Linked DNA regions of Homo sapiens: region 1 is linked to region 2. Evidence: read pairs that join two places in POLR2A ChIA-PET (ENCODE). Cell type or tissue: OCI-LY7. All regions are shown on one strand.

Region 1 (2,500 bases), 73 kb after region 2:
TCATTCCCACTTTACAGGTGAGTAAACCAAGGCCCAGCAAGGCCGACTTGCGAGCTGCCCTGTCCACGGCCCCCGGCGAGGAGGCAGCGGTGGTGGGGGTGGGGGTGGTGGGACAGGAACTTGGGGCTGGGTTTCAGACCTGCACCCAGCACGTAGCCCTTCCCCGAGCCAGACACGGACCCCACGCCTCCCTCGCCCTGGGACCACCTGCAGTGAGGGTGATGTCAGCCCCATTGCCTGGCCTGGCAGAGGTCAGTGGCCAAGGCTGCACCTGCCTGGAGGTGTCCACGGGCTATGGCTGTGGTCATTGGCGGCCAGGGCAGCACTGGGCTCAGCCCCTGTGGTGCCCGGAGCCCCTTGGTTATCACAGCCAGCAGACACCCGTGCGCCCATCCGTCTCCTGCTCATTAAGCCGGACGCCGAAATGGAAATGAAAACATAATAGCTATTTGATTGGGGGTGAGATATTTTGCATATTGGCTTGGCGCTGATAGCGGAATTTCATCAACTCCCTTTTTTCATGCTTTAAAACTGAATTATGGAGCTGGCTCTGTGCAGCGGGATGATCCCAGCTCCCTTCCAAGTCCCCACACCGACGATTAAGGTGGCCCCTCCCGGCTTTGATGGCGAGGCGCTGGGGGGCTCCTTTGAACGACTGTCTTGCGGAAAGCTGGAGCCAGTCGCTGAGGAGAGGGGGGCATCCCCCAGACTGTGGGCCCCAGGGTGGACATGCCAGGTGGGGCGCAGATGGGGGCTGTGGATGAGGAGTCTGAGGCCCCTGGGGAGGCCCCTGCGGTGCCCCTGGCTCTGTGACCTTGGGCAAGCCTTCTGAAAACCAGGGCCCTGGCCCAGGGAGCACCCTGCTCCGGCTCAGTGTTTGAGATGAGCCTAAGTCCCCAGTGGGTGCCTGCAGGGGACACAGGCGCCTATGCTGGCCTCTCTTGGGAGTTCTCTCATTCTTGGTCTAGAGGGGAGGAAGTGGAGGTGCAGGTGCCTGCCCAGGCCCCATGTGAGCAGCTGGTGGGGCGGGTGACCACTGGCAGCCACACGGCCCCGCTCCTCCCCCACCAGCACCACGGCTCTTTCCTTCACTCTTTCATCCGCTCCCTCACTCACCCGTCCCCTCACACACTCACTTCTTCCTCCTTCGCTTTCGCTGGCTCCTTTCCCCTTCCTGAGCCCTTGGCGTGCCCCACCCTCACGAGGTGCCAGAGATCCTGCAGTGACCAGCCCCATCCCCCAAAAAGTGGAAGATGCCAGTGTGAGCACCACAGGAAAGAGTCAGAGGTGCCATCCAGGAAGGCTTCCTGGAGGAAGTAGCAAGTGGGTGGCAATCTGGATGGGGAGAGGAGGAGGCTGCCAGCACCGGGTCCAGGGAAAAGCGCTCCAGGAGAAAGGAACAGCAGGAGCTGAGGCTGGCACAGGGCAGGCGGCTTCTCCCTGAGCCTGGTTTCAGCGGATCAAACTGTCTTGCCAAAGGCTGGCGTTAGGACTCAGCCAGGTGTTGGCAGTGGGCGCTGGGCGCAGATGTGAGGTTGTCACCACAGCTGCTGTCACTGTTTCTACTCTGCAGGGACGTGCCCCATCTTCCTCCTTCGGCGGGGGGTGTGAGTGGGTGAAGGCCAGGGCTGGGGGAGGAAGTACTGCGGGGGTGGCAGCGGGGGGGAGGGAGGGACGGGGAGGGGAGCGGAGAGGGGCACAGGTCGGGGCAGAGGATGGGATGGGGAGATGGGAGAGGGGTGGGGCTGGGGAGGCAGAAGAGAAAGACCCCCAGGGCTGGCCTCCTGGTCTTGCTGGCCCTGGGTAGCAGGTGGGTGGGGGGGGGTCACAGCATTGCCAGGAGGGAGAACCTGGCCTCTGGCGGCACACAGCGGCCAGATAAGGCCCTGATAACAGACAGAAAATAGCAACAGATTCAGACTTTCCCACCAGCTGGGCAGCGGGCAGCTTGGGCCACGGTGGGGACAGAGAGGAGACGGGGACGGCCCCGCTCGCTCTGTTGAGGCCACGCTATGGGAGCGCAAGGTGACTGGGGCCCAGGCTGGGTCTGGGGGCCGTGGTGAGCCATTGCAGAGGGCCTGGGTCCCCCAGGCTGACCCGAGTTGAGTCTACAGCATGACCTCCAGCCAAGCGGCGCCCTCCCAGGTCCCTGGTGAGTGGCTGATGCTGTCCACACCCCCTGGCCCAGCTAGGAGCATCTCTCATCCCGTGAATCTCGCCAAGCAGGGAAACCGAAGCACAGAGAGCAGTGGTAGCAGCAGCCCAGCCCCGCCATCAAAGTGGGGTCTGCTGGCGACACCAGCCCAGCACCACCTGCGTGGGGAGCCCGGCCCCGCGGTTGGGACTCGGGACTCACCGCCCACACCCTCAGGACCAAGTGGCCAGTACCTCACGCGCAATCCATCAAGCAGCCAGACTGACTTCCAGGCACTAGGGCAGCTGAGGGAGTGGGCGCAGAGCCTGGGAGAGCCCGGAGCAGACGGCGCCTTCTGTGCCTACC
Region 2 (2,500 bases):
AGGATGAAGCTGTGTGGTTTCAAGCCACTAACTCTGGGGTTTTTTGTTCCAGCAGCCACAGGACCCTCGTCCAGAGACCAGCACCCCAGCCTGACCGGGGCTTCCTGGTGACCTGCCCAGGCTCCCACCTCTCTGCTAGCTGGGGCTGTAAACATTTTATACTTGTGATGAGGCCACCAGCAAACGCGGAGGCCTTCCTCCGGCGGTGACCCAGTGATGAGCCTGGGCCGATGTCCCCAGGCACACTGGGGTTTTCACAGAAGCAATAACATCTCTGTCATTTTTTTCCAGACCTCACTGAAGATCCCCCTACCCCAGGCTCAAGTCAGAGAGAGAGGAGGTGGCAGTGCCGGAATTTCAGCTGCGCATCCGTCCCAGCTCTGCACTGCGGGCGTCCGTCCCAGCTCTGCACTGCGTGCGTCCCGCCCTGGCTGGAGCTTGCAGACGGCAGCCCTGCAGGAACCCACCGGGGCTGACTCCTTCCTCCCCAGATCCCACAAAACAGCAGTGGATCTCCACTCGGCACGCATTCCCCTCTACATTCACACGAAGTGTCTTTTAATGGAAAGTGTATAAACTCGTTAATTTTGGTTACTGCACTGAAGTTAGGCAAGCTTCTGCAGCTTTATTAAATGACCAATGCTGTCCCTCCTGAGTGTGAAATTAACTCACTTTTCCTTTTTTTTTTTTGGGGGGATGGAGTCTTGCTCTGTCACCCAGGCTGGAGTGCATGGTGCCATCTCAGTTCACTGCAAGCTCCGCCTTCCGGGTTCATGCCATTCTCCTGTCTCAGCCTCCCGAGTAGCTGGGACTACAGACGCCCGCCACTGCGCCCGGCTAATTTTTTGTATTTTTAGTAGAGATGGGGTTTCACTGTGTTAGCCAGGATGGTCTCAATCTCCTGACCTTGTGATCCGCCTGCCTCAACCTCCCAAAGTGCTGGGATTACAGGCGTGAGCCACCGCGCCTGGCAGATTAACTCACTTTTCATGGCAGGTTTGAGGGAGACAGAGAAAACTCTTCTCTCACCTGAAACCGTGGCTTTGAGAAAAATAAAGTAGAACGACCGTGGCTCTTGGGAGCACTATCTGAAGGACTTGGCAAAATGTTTCCTCTTAGTGGCACCTGTGATGCCAGGTCTATGAAAAGCCCAGGGAGCCCGGCTGGCACCACCTCTGTGGCGTCCTGTGGGCCTCTGGCCATGCTGTGTCGTGGGAGAAAGAGCCGCCACGCAGCTGTGTCTTGGAGGAGCCTCCCCGCTGCTGTCAGAGGTGCAGCGTGCACTTAAATAGCAAGAACCCAGGTGCAAAGCCTTGAGGCCTGGGGCTCGGTTTCTACCCCTGTGAGGTCCGGGGCTCGGTTTTTGCCCCGTCACACGTGACCACCAGCCGGGAGGTGGGAGGCTTAAAACAACAGAAATTTACTCTCTCAAAGCTCTGGAGGCCACAAATCTGAAACCAAGAGGTCTCAGGGCTGCCCTCCCTGCAGGGCTCAGGGAGGCCCCTTCCTGCCTCTCCAGCTCCTGGCTGGTGGCTTTCTCGCTGTCCGTTTTCATACAGCCCCTCCTCTGTGTCTCTGTCTCCTTCTCCTTATCAGGACATAAGCCGCAGCAGCCCAGAGCTGTGACCCTTCATCTTACCTTCATTACCTCTGCAAAGACCCTGGTTCCACATCCACAGGTCCTGGGGCTAGGGACACGGCTCAACCTAAAACAGCCTCTAAATGAGGGGGTTTCAGAGGAAGATTGCCCCAGCCCCTCCGTGCCGAGAAGGATTTGGACATGGAGGAGTACGGGAAGGGCATTCCCGCCACTTGGAACAGCCCACAGCTGGAGGCATGCGTCAGGAGGAGCAGGGCCCTGTGGGCCCAGTGGGTGTGGAAGGTCATGTGTGGGGCAGTGTGTCTTCCAGAGGGCTCAGGAGTGTGGGGCTGGGAGCCACAGAGCCTGTGGCAGGCAGGCGTGACCAGGGACAAGTGTGTTGCCGGGGAAGACAGACCCGGAGGATCAGCGAGGCCAGGCTTCCCAGCGGTGGAGCCCCTGGACAAGGTTGTGTCCCTGTGGGAGGCAGAGGGCTTTTTCAGCCTTCATTTCAGGAACAATGACATGAAGCCCTGAGAAGGAGGAGCTCAGCCAGGAGCGGAAGGAGCTGGGCTTGAGCCCGGGGTTCAGTTCTACCAAACCCAGTCCAGAGCTGGCACCTGTCGGCAGCCAATGAGCACATTAAAAAATGTGATGAGGCTGGGCAATGGCTCACACCTGTAAACACAGCACTTTGGGAGGCTGAGGTGGGAGTATTGCCTGAAGCCAGTCCAAGACCAGCCTGGGCACACAGTGAGGCCCCCATCTCTGCAAAAAATATAAATAAAAAAAATCAGGCCTGGTGTGGTGGCTCATGCCTATAATCCCAGCAATTTGGGAGGCTAAGGCAGGTGGATTGCTTGAGGTTAGAAGTCCAAGACCAGCCTGACCAACATAGTGAAAACACATCTCTACTAAAAC

The links. Peaks named below come from ENCODE experiments on the same cell type or tissue, not always from the same donor. Only the 100,000 strongest peaks of a DNase experiment are listed, where the experiment ranks them.
Region 1: POLR2A ChIA-PET joins it to region 2 with 5 read pairs; 2 of 35 experiments call an interaction of 5 or more read pairs at or near these places.

What each region holds. Positions count from the first base shown.
Region 1 is chr16:88,479,021-88,481,520 of GRCh38, reverse strand. All of the region lies in intron 1 of ZFPM1 (zinc finger protein, FOG family member 1), which reads right to left. Among named protein-coding and RNA genes, the nearest start is that of MIR5189, 11 kb to the right of the region's middle. RefSeq lists enhancers at 360-860, 861-1,361, 1,828-2,500. In OCI-LY7, a CTCF peak has its summit at 1,873; DNase peaks (open chromatin) are centred at 970, 1,550 and 1,850; H3K4me3 peaks cover 1,248 bases; H3K27ac peaks cover 988 bases.
Region 2 is chr16:88,551,854-88,554,353 of GRCh38, reverse strand. No RefSeq gene overlaps it. Among named protein-coding and RNA genes, the nearest start is that of ZC3H18-DT, 8.9 kb to the left of the region's middle. In OCI-LY7, no CTCF peak of the experiment used is centred here; a DNase peak (open chromatin) is centred at 1,323; H3K4me3 peaks cover 1,057 bases; H3K27ac peaks cover 2,500 bases.